Linked DNA regions of Homo sapiens: region 1 is linked to region 2. Evidence: chromatin contacts called from ENCODE Hi-C data. All regions are on one chromosome and are shown on one strand. The core of a region is the stretch at or near the end of the contact, and the rest is flanking DNA. Distances in the headings are between cores, read along the strand shown.

Region 1 (5,785 bases), core at 812-3,311, 1.9 Mb after region 2:
GCTGATCTCCCTCCTGCTCCCCAGTGTCCTCCCCGCCATCCCAGCAAATGTGCAAATAGAAGGTCCCCGTTCCTCATGATCCTCAGAGAGCTGGGGTGTTCTGATGGCTTGAACAAGTAATTTGGAAATTTTGGGTTTTGGAGGAGTTCTCTGATAGGCTGATACATTTCGAGTTTAGAGTTCCCACCCCACATCCCCACACCCCGAGTCTAGGGCATTTAGTGCTCCACCAGGGAACCTGTAGAGTGAGGACGTCTGCATGACAGGCTGGGCCTTCTGATGATGCTCAGAAGCAGAAAGTGTGCCTGCTTCAAAGTTGGTGACGATGATGTTTCTTGATCAGAATAGGGCATTTCTTATTTCCAATCCTTTATCCTCTTGAACTTACTAAAGTAGAATCAGGTCTAAAAACCGGAGTTCTAATGTTTGAGAGTCCCTGGGACTCTAAAGTATATGAATGTTCTTTGAAAACAAATACCATTTTGTTCAAGCAAAAGGCTTATTTCCAATCCTCTTTCATTTGGTATCAAGTATTTTACTGGATTCTTACAACTATGGCGTAGTAACATTCACTGAGGAGGAAATGGAGGATCCAAGGATGGAGCAAGTTGCTCTGGGCACACAACACATTTGCAATTTTACAGCCTCTTGGTGGCATCTCAGTCAGACATTCCATGCACTGATCAATGCCCTATTCGATTAATGTAAAAGGACACACTCAGCATGAGATTCCAGTTGTGCACAGAATATACATGAGAAGTGCGCCTTTGTCATCCCTACTTTCAAAGGTGAAGGCCACCAGCAGTATCTTGCATGCAACTGATGCCTTTCAAATGAAACCTTACATCTGCATAGTCCATAGACAACCACAGGCAAATGTGAGGGTGAAACTCTGTGTTCTACGTTGCTCTGTGTCAGTGAAGCAAGGCAGTGCCAGTTCAGAGGGCTCTGGGGCCTCAAGACAGGGATGACTGGTTGTGGGTACTGCAGCTGCGAGCAGAGCAGTCAAACATAACTGCTGATGCTTTTCTTTCAGTCCTGCCGTCATCACTGACAAAGTAATCCCAGCTTGTCTGCCATCCCCAAATTATGTGGTCGCTGACCGGACCGAATGTTTCATCACTGGCTGGGGAGAAACCCAAGGTGAGATAAATTCCATTGCCCACATAACGAATTGGTTTTGACCTACAGTCCATGTGACAAAATGATCATTTTGGAGAAAGCTGTGCAAATTCCTATCCATGAATGTGGTCCACCCCACTCCTGATTTTGCCTGGGCACCTGTCTATGTCTTAATCAGTCTTCAAGGCACATGATCAAAGGGAGGAAAACTGTGTCTTTGAGTCTCTCTCTCTCTCTCTGTTTTCAGAACATTTTTATTTCAATTAATTAATTTTTAACTTTTATTTTAGGTTCAGGGGTACATGTGCAAGTTTCTTGTATATGTAAACAGTGGTTTGTCATGCAGATTATTTTGTCACCTAGGTACTAACCCTAGTACCCAATTCTTAGTATTTCCTGCTCCTCTCCCTCCTCCCACTCTTCTCCCTCAAGTAGGCCCCAGTGTCTGTTGCTCTCTTCTTTGTGTCCATGAGTTCTCATCACTTAGCTCCCACTTATAACTGTGAACATGTGGTATTTGGTTTTCTGTTCCTGTGTTAGTTTTCTAAGAATAACGGCCTCCAGCTCCATTCATGTTCCTGTAAAAGATATTACCTCATTCTTTCTTATGGCTAAACAGTATTCCATGGTGTATATGTACCACATATTCTTCATCCAATGTGTCATTGATGGTCATATAGGTGATTCCATGTCTTTGCTACTGTGAATAGTGCTGCAATGAACATTCATGTGCATGTGTCTTTAGGGTAGAATGATTTATATTCCTCTAGGTATATCGCCAGTAGTAGGATTGCTGGGTTGAAAGTTAGTTCTGCTTTTAGCTCTTTGAGAATCACCATACTGCTTTCTACAGTGGATGAACTAATTTACAGTCCCACCAGCTGTTAGTGTTCTCTTTTCTCTGCAACCTTGCCAGCATCTGTTATTTTTTGACTTTTTAGGAAGCCATTCTGGCTGGTGTGAGATGATTTTTCATTGTGGTTTTGATTTGCATTTCTCTAACGATCAGTGATATTGAGCTTTTTTTCATATGTTTGTTGGCCACAGGCATGTCTTCTTTAGAAAAGTGTGTTAGTGTCCCCTGTCCATTTTTTAATGGGGTTTTTTTTTTCTTGTAAATTTGTTTAAGTTCCTCATAGATGCTGGATATTAGACCTTTTTCAGGTGCATAGTTTGCAAATATTTTCTCCTGTTCTCTAGGTTTTCCCTTTACTCCCTTGAGAGTTTCTTTTTCTGTCCAGAAGCTCTTAAGTTTAATTAGATCCCATTTGTCAATTTTTGCCTTTGTTGAGATTGCTTTTGGCATCTTCATGAAATTTTTGCCCGTTCCTATGTCCAGGATGGTGTTACCTAGGTTGTCTTCCAGGATTTTTGTACTTTTGGATTTTACATTTAAGTCTTTAATCCATCTTGAGTTGATTTCTGTATATGGTGTAAGGAAAGGGGTCCAGTTTCCATCTTCTACATATGGCTAGCCAGTTACCCCAGCACCATTTATTGAATAGGGAGTTATTTTCCCATTGCTTGTTTTTGTCAGCTTTGTTAAAAATCAGATGTCTGTAGGTGTGTGGCCTTATTTCTGGGCTCTCTATTCTGTTCCACTGGTCTACGTGTCTTTTTTTTTTTTTTTTTTTACCAGTACCATGCTGTTTTTGTTACTGTAGCCCTGAAGTATAGTTTGAAGCCAGGTAATGTGATGTCTCCAGCTTTGTTCTTTTTGTTTAGGATTGCCTTGGCTATTCTGGCTCCTTTTTGGTTATATATAAATTTTTGAAGTAGTTTTTTAATAGTGCTGTGAAGAATATCATTGGCAGTTTGATAGGAATAGCAATGAATCTGTAAATTACTTTGGGCAGTATGGCCATTTTAATGATATTGATTCTTCCAATCCATGAGCATGGGATGTTTTTCCATTCATTTGTGTCATCTCTGATTTCTTTGAGCAGTGTTTTGTAATTCTTATTGTAGAGATCTTTACCTCTCTGGTTAGCTGTATTCTTACATATTTTATTCTTTTTGTGGCATTTGTGAATGGGACTGTGTTCCTGATTTGCCTCTGGGCTTGGCTGTTGTTGGTGTAAAGGGATGCTAGTGATTTTTGTACATTGATTTTATATCCTGAAACTTTGCTGGAGTTGATTATCAGCTGAAGGAGCTTTTGGGCTGAGACTATGGGGTTTTCTAGACATAGAGTCATGTCATCTGCCAACAGGGATCGTTTGATTTCCTCTCTTCCTATCTGGATGCCCTTTATTTCTTTCTCTTGCCTGATTGCTCTGACCAGGGCTTCCAATACTATGTTGAATAGGAGTGGTGAAAGAGGGCATCCTTATCTTGTGCCAGTTTTCAAGGGGAATGCTTCCAGCTTTTGCCCATTTAGTATGATGTTGGCTGTGGACTTGTCATAGCTGTCTCTTATTATTTTGAGATATATTCCTTCAGTACCTAGTTTATTGAGAGTTTTCAATATAAAGGATGGTAAATTTTATCAAAATCCTTTTCTGCATCTATTGAGATAATCATGTGGGTTTTCTCTTTAGTTATATTTATGTGATGAATCACATTTATTGATTTATGTATGTTGAACCAAGCTTACATTCTGGGGATAAAGCCTACTTGATCACGATGGATTGGCTTTTTTATGTGCTGCTGGATTTGGTTTGCAAGTATTTTGTAAAGGATTTTTGCATCAGTGTTCATCAAGGATATTGGCCTGAAGTTTTTTGTTGTTTTTGTGTCTCTGCCAGGTTTTGGTATCAGGATGATGCTGACCTCATAGAATGAATTGGAGAGGAGACCCTCCTCCTCAGTTTTTTTGAACGGTTTCAGTAGGAATGGTCATAGCTCTTCTTTGTACATCTGGTGGAATTCAGCTGTGAATCTATCTGGTCCTGGGCTTTTGTTGGTTAGTAGGCTATTTATTACTGATTCAATTTTGGAGCTCATTATTGTTCTGTTCAGGGAATCAATTTCTTCCTGGTTCAGTCTTGGGAGGGTGTATGTGTCCAGGAATTTATCCATCTCTTTTAGGTTTTCTAGTTTGTGTGCATGGAGCTGTTTGTAGTAGTTTCTGATGGTTATTTTTATTTTTGTGGCATCAGTGCTAACATCCCCTTTGTCATTTCTAATTGTGTTTATTTTGGTCTTATCTTCCTTTTCTTCATTAGCCTAGCTAGCAGCCTACCTATCTTATTACTGTTTTCAAAAAACCAACTACTGGACTTGTTGATCTTTTGAATGAATTTTCATGTCTTGACTTTCTTCAGTTCAGCTCTGATTTTGGTTATTTCTTGCCATCTGCTAGCTTTGGGGTTGATTTGCTCTTGTTTCTCTAATTTTTTCCATTGTGATGTTAGGTTCTTAATTTGAGATCTTTCTTCTTGATGCTAGCATTTGGTGCTATGAATTTCTCTCTTAACACTACCTTAGCTCTGTCCAAGAGATTCTGGTATGTTGTATCTTTATTCTCATTAGTTCAAAGAACTTCCTGATTTCTGCCATAATTTCATTATTCACCCAAAAGTCATTCAGGAGCATGTTGTTTGATTTCCATGTAATTGTACGGTTTTGAGTTATTTTCTTAGTCTTGACTGGTATTTCATTGTGCTGTGGTCTGAGAGTGTGTTTGGTATGATTTTGGTTCTTTGGCACTTGCTGAAGATTGTTTTATGTCCAATTATGTGGTTGATTTTTAGAGTATGTGCCACATGGTGATGAAAATGTACATTCAGTTGTTTTGGGAAAGAGAGTTGTGTAGAGGTCTATCAGATCCATTTGGTCCAATGCTGAGTTCAGGTCCTGAATATCTTTGTTAATTTTGTGCCTCGATGATCTGTCTAATACTGTCAGTGGAGTACTGAAGTCTCCCACTATTATTTTGTGGGCGTCTAAGTCTCTTTGTAGGTCTCTAAGAACTTTATGAAGCTGGGTGCTCTTGTGTTGGGTTCACATGTATTTAGGATAGTAGATCTTCTTTTTGAATTGAACCCTTTACCATTATGTAATGCCCTTCTTTGTCTTTTTTGGTCTTTGTTGGTTTAAAGTCTGTTTTGTCTGAAATTAGGATGGCAACCCTTGCTTTTTTGTCTGATTTCCATTTGCTTGGTAGGTTCTCCTCCATCCCTTTATTCTGAGCCTATGGGTGTCATTACATGTGAGATGGGTCTCTTGAAGGTAGCATACCAGTGGGTCTTGCTTTTTATCCAGCTTGCCACTCTGTGCCTCTTAAGTTGGGCATTTAGCCCATTTACATTCAAGGTTAGTATTGCTATGTGTGAATTTGATGCCCTCATTGTGTTGTTATGCTGGCTTGTTTGTGTGATGGTTTTATAGTGTCATTGGTCTGCGTATTTAAGTATATTTTTGTATTGGCTGGTAGCCATCTTGCTATAGTTAGTGCTTCTTTCAAGATCTCTTGTAAGGCAGTTCTGGTGGTAACCAACTCCCTCAACATTTGCTTAGCTGAAAATGATCTTATTTCTCTGTTGCTTAGGAAGCTTAGTTTGGCTGGATATGAAATTCTTGGGTGGATATTTTTTAAGAATATTGAATATAGGCCCCAATATCTTCTAGCTTGTACGGGTTCAGTTGAGAGGTATGCTGTTAGATTGATGGGGTTCCCTTTGTAGACGACCTGTCCTTTCTCTCTAGCTGCCTTTAACAT
Region 2 (5,671 bases), core at 1,406-3,905:
GAAAACATTCATAAAAGTAGAGAGAATAAGTAGTACCATGATCCTCCACACTCTCTTTTCAGCTTCAACACCATTCTTTCTTCTACTCTACCACTTTCACTTTTTTTTTTTTTTGCTGGCATATTTTAAGGCCCTCATTCATTATTTCACTTGTAAAAACTTCAGTATATTGCTCTAAAGCACTAAAAAAAAAAATCACAATACCATTATCACATCCAACATAATTTAAAACAATTCCTTAATACGTCAAGTTCAGTAAATATTATTCAATTTTCCTCCATTTCTTTGAAAATGTCTTTTTGCAGTTGATTTGTTCAAGTTATATAATGCACCTTGTTATCACACTATTTCCACATTGCCTTGTTCAGCCACGTTCTAAATAAAAAATCCAGTTTTCTCACCATTATCTGTCTAAATCCATTTAAGAGTCTCACCCAAACAGCAATGGATTATGTAAGCAAATACTTCAACATCCCAGCAGCCAACACCCTTAATTATTTAACTGAGGCAATGAAACACACCTTAATGAAAATACTGTACCAATATACACTACATATATGTTTACAAATAAAGTGATTCCAATCTCATATTTATGTGCTAAGCTTTAACCAAGTGACCTGTGGTTCAATTTTCTCTTTAAAAACATAACAGGCCAGGCGCAGTGGCTCACGCCTGTAATCCCAGCACTTTGGGAGGCTGAGGCGGGCGGATCATGAGGTCAGGAGATCAAGACTGTCCTGGCTAACATGGTGAAACCCCGTCTCTACTAAAAAATACAAAAAAAATTAGCCGAGTGTGATGGCTGGCGCCTGTAGTCCCAGCTACTCGGGAGGCTGAGGCAGGAGAATGGCGTGAACCCGGGAGGTGGAGCTTGCGGTGAGTCCAGATCACACCACTGCACTCCAGCCTGGGCGACAGACAGAGACTCCGTCTCAAAAAAAAAAAAAAAAAACAAACAAAAAAGACAAGGCTGGATCCCAAGACATATTTTATAAGAAATTTACAGATGAAGTAATGGTGCAATAGGTAAAATACTATCAAAACAATCATTTCCCTGAACCACAGCACCTGAGAAAGGATGGAAGAGTAAGTGGGTTTGGAAATGATGGACTTATCACCAAACCCTTGCAAAAACAAGTTCTTGAAGAAAGACCATCATGGTTCACTGTCCAACCCAAAAGTGATTTACCAGAAAACCAACAAAAACACATCACAGTGGGCCCACTCCTAAGTCACTCTGCCCAGTGGTTTTAACGCTTCAAAGAGTCAGTAAAGAATGAAAGTTAATTCTAGCTCTTGCCAAAGCCTAGGTGAAAATTTACAGTAGCACGCTCACCACCCCCTGACGATGTATTAGACATGTGTCTTTCCCCCTGCAATATAAGCTTCTTGAAAGCAGGTCTTTCTTTCAGGAGGGGCTGAGGAAGGCACGGCTCCCTTTACAACTCCAAACAGAAAGCCCATTTTATTTAGTCAGACCAGCATCTCCTTTCCAGAGCATTTTGCCATTGAGGAAAGGTGGGACAATGTGCATTTCAGGCTCAAATACACATTAGCAGGAAATGGGTTCCACCATTCACTGGATGTGACTGTCAACCAAGCAGGTGATAATCCTTTAAAAGCCTCTTTTTGTTCACCAATGTCTCCCCAGTACCTGAAAACCTGGCACAAAGTAGGTGCTCTATTTGTTGAATGAATGAACTTTATGCAGGGTGGTTGTACAGGTGTACCTAACATCAATAACTTAAGAAGAATGCGTGTGTGGAGTTCCGAGCTAAGGAATCCTAGTGGCCAACCCTGAAATCAATTCCTTATCTATGGGGAACATCTGAACCCCCAGCCCACAAGCACTTTAAGGCTGCCAGGTGGAGGCTGTTAGGGGGAGTATGTTAAGTAAGAATGCTGTGTAAACTGCATGCTTTTTCCAAGCTTTCGGGAAGCAGTTGCTGTTCTGTCCAACCCACCACCACTGGACTGTCCCATATGTAAATTTCCAATAAACCTGATGCTATCCCTGTTGAAGTCAACAGAGGTCTAGCAAGACAGCTGTGTTCATCGTGGCAGCAAAAGGACAAACAACAAGGTTACATTTACTTACTACATTATTTCATCGGGCTGCTAAGTTAGAGGAAAAGAATGACCATCACGAGCTAGTAAAGCTTTTAATCAGATTAGAATTTTATCAGGTACAAGTGGAACCGCACAGCCCTTACTGACCAGGGCCAGGCATAAGGCCAGGTGCTTCCCATGTGCCATCTTAGCAGGCATCCCAGGCGGGCACGCAGGATCTTGTTTACAGATGAGGAGGCAGAGGGAGGTGAAAAAACTTGCCCAAGATTACCCACTAGGAGGCAGGTATGTTTACCTATTTGCTCGTCCTTCTTCCCTCTATTTATCCTGCCAATAAACAAGAATTTAAAGTTTGCTATAAAATAATAATGCTAAACAACAAACAAACAAACTTGGGCCAGGCATAGTGGCTCATGGCTATAATGCCAACACTTTGAGAGACTGAGGCAGGAGGATGGCTTGAGGCCAGGTGTTTGAGACCAGCCTGCACAAAACAGTGTGAAACTTCATCTCTATAGAAATAAAAATAAAAAGATTAGTCAGGTGTGGTAGTGAGCGCCTGCGGTCCCCCAGGAGTTCAAGGCTGTGGTGAGCTATGATTGTACCACTGCACTCGTGCTTGAGCAACAGAGCAAGACCGCATCTCAAAAACACAAAAACAACACCTATCCTCTTGCTTTGCTGCCAGAAAAGACAAAAAGCACAAATAAACAAGCACCTGACAGCGTTATAGGTGGAGACCGAGTTCTATGAGTGCAGTAAAGTGGGGCACGGCACAGAGATGGAGCTGTACTTTAGACAGGGTGTTCTGAATCAGGAATGGACTTACAAAACATCTGCAGTCAGAAATTCACATACAGACTATAGTAGATCAAAAGCTCATTTTAAACTATCAATGAGGAAAAAAGCAATTCATTTACATAACATTCTCTTTCCAACTCAAACATCAGGTACAAATTGCTTTCTTTTAGCATATGCCAGAAATCTGTCATTACACAATAGCTTAGCAAGTGTGACACAAGATACTGCCACTTTCTCTACACAAAGACCCACCCAAACACCAGCTTTGTTTAAAACATTACCTCAGCACCACGATGCCTCTCCTCAGTAGTTTCTGAGTCCATGCTCAGAGTCCATGATGTGCTCAACATTGGCTAACAAAACACATTCTGTTCTTTGAGAACAATTTTTTAAAAACTGGAACCAATGGGGTGGATCTGCTTCCAAATATTAGTCCAGCCATAAAATATATACAAGGTTAGAATAAATGCTTAACAATAATTATTTTTATGCTAGAAGCAGGAGTTGGTCCATTTGTTTCTCTAAAGAGCCAGCCAGTAAGTATTTTAGGCTTTGAGGGTCTTACTTGGAGTCCGTTGCATATTGTTGTTTTTAAAATCCTTCAAAAATATAAAAACCATTTTTAGCTGGGAGACCAAATAAAAACAGGCCACAGCCAGACTCGGCCCTAAGATGATAGTTTACCTACCCCATCCTAAAGTAAAAACAATTATTTACAGTATCTGAAATGACAACTGTCCACACAGGCAGTTTAAAATTGATCTCTCAGGCAAAAATGGAAAACAAAATTAGGTTGCAGAAGTGACTTCTAACTTAAAAATATGAGCAAAATCTGATATACTGACTACTAGAGTTTGATCCTCAGGTGATACTGGTTCCTCTCCTATCAATAAAAGGTGGGTCATGGTGAGATATTTTTTATTTTGCTTTTAAGGTTTTGTTTTCAAGTATATTAGATTAAAAGGATAACTTAATGAAGTTTTACATTTCCTTTGAAACAGCATTACTGTTTGCCTGTAAGTGTTAAGAACGGGTTAATGAATAAAGGAAAACAGAACTGACCACTGCTGACTGGGAAGCCCACATCCCTCCACACTTACCCAAAGGATCTTACCAGCCGGGAGGCCCTCCCTGGTCTCCAGGGCACACTTCTCTTCTGTGAAGACCTCTATCATGCACTACACTGCATTGTAATTGCTTACATATCTGCTTTCACTAGGAGACTGAGAACTCCTTAAAGGCAAAACCAATCTTATTTTTATTGTCCCTGCACCAAGCACATAATGGGATATAATAGCGCTTCAAAACATGAAGGTGGTACCCATGTGACTGATAAGGGAATTCCGACTAGAACACACAGAGAGAGGATGGACATGAGACAAAATCAGAGTCCTCCCTTTTACTAAGATAACCCAAACTGTTCATATTGCTTTTTCCTTGAGAAGACCAATGGACAAACTTTACCCGTTTATAGGAACCCAGAGTTTTTACCTAACAGGGTTAAGTTTGAAAAACATTTGCGGGGTAGGGAAACACAAAAGAAACACATAAAGCTTACAGCATCTTAAGATGAGTTGTTTGGATTTCACTGATAAAAACTTTGTCTCCGTTTATCTTATGTAACATTCTTTCCACTTAAAAACTAACTCCCATTTTACGGCTGACGAAATTTAGGTTCACAGATGCTAAATGGCTTCCCCAAATACAGGTAAGCAGTAAATTAGCTATGAAATTCTCTTTATAGCTCTTTGTGGTTTCATTTTGAAAAAAATTATGTGTATTAACTATATCAAGCATTTCAGTCAAAAGTCTCTAAGTCACATTATAGCACAAGGGTTTTGTTTGGTTCTGAAAACTACCCAAGTCTGGAAAAATCTTTTTATGTCAACAGGCATGGATGGTAAATACATCAGAAGGAAAATAATGCAAACTTTGGTCTTTTCAACACACATTTACTGCTGAAATTAAAAACTAATTGGAGTACTTGGGGAGTCTCAAGGTAGTTACTACTGAAATGAAATAAGGGATAATTCAAAATGCATTCACTGACTTTGAAAGCAGACTGAATTTCACTGCTTCAGAATAGAGCTGAAACATCTAACTACCATTAGAAAGCAGACTGAATTTCACTGCTTCAGAATAGAGCTGAAACATCTAACTACCATTAGAAAGCAGGTATATCAAACCACCCTAAGAATCTCCAAATTGTCAAAGAGATATAAAAGTTTAAGTTAAAAAAATTAAGAAAAAAATTATAGTTCACTAAATGATACTGTTTTCCTTTCCCAAACTATAATTATTCAACATTTGTTAGAAATCACATTATCAGCCAGGCATGGTGGCTCACACCTATAATCTCAACATTTTGGAAGGCCAAGGTAGGAGGATAGCTTGAGCTCAGGAATTTGAGACTAGCCGCCTGGGCCACACAGTGAGATCTTGTTTCACAAAAAAATAAAAAATTAGCTGGGTGTGGTAGTGTGTGCCTGTGGTCCCAGTTACCCAGGAGGCTGAGGTGGGAAGATCACTTGAGCCAAGGGTGGGGGCCGGGGCACTGAGGCTGCAGTGAGCTGTGACTGTGCCACTGCACTCCAGCCTGGGTGACAGAGTGAGACCCTGTTTCCAAAAAAAAAAAATTCACATTATTTCATTAACAAAAGAGGCCAGTGTGGAAGGAATAAAAGAGGAACAAGGAATGGGATCTCTTACTTCCCTACCATTTATAGGGAAGGTCTAGCCTCTTTTTTTCTCTTTGAAAACAAAGAGCCAAAATGTGAGAGACCACTGGGCACTGCCAAAT

Evidence for each region. Hi-C counts contacts between places; a loop is a spot of excess contacts on that map. Pooled maps may share reads with other maps.
Region 1: a map with no recorded cell type shows a loop between it and region 2 (8-fold over the local background). The contact joins two enhancer-like sites. A Hi-C loop is called at or near these places in 2 of 37 single-sample maps with no recorded cell type and 1 of 50 pooled maps.

Annotation. Positions count from the first base shown.
Region 1 is chr6:160,740,275-160,746,059 of GRCh38, forward strand. It overlaps PLG (plasminogen), which reads left to right. Exons shown (of 19, transcript NM_000301.5): 17 at 1,037-1,143. Among named protein-coding and RNA genes, the nearest start is that of PLG, 41 kb to the left of the region's middle. RefSeq lists an enhancer at 2,084-2,153. Within about 2 kb of position 2,062, at least 2 of the 41 ENCODE cell types and tissues checked have a DNase peak (open chromatin) inside an H3K27ac peak, as active enhancers do.
Region 2 is chr6:158,806,381-158,812,051 of GRCh38, forward strand. All of the region lies in intron 2 of EZR (ezrin), which reads right to left. Among named protein-coding and RNA genes, the nearest start is that of EZR-AS1, 8.8 kb to the right of the region's middle. Within about 2 kb of position 2,656, at least 10 of the 41 ENCODE cell types and tissues checked have a DNase peak (open chromatin) inside an H3K27ac peak, as active enhancers do.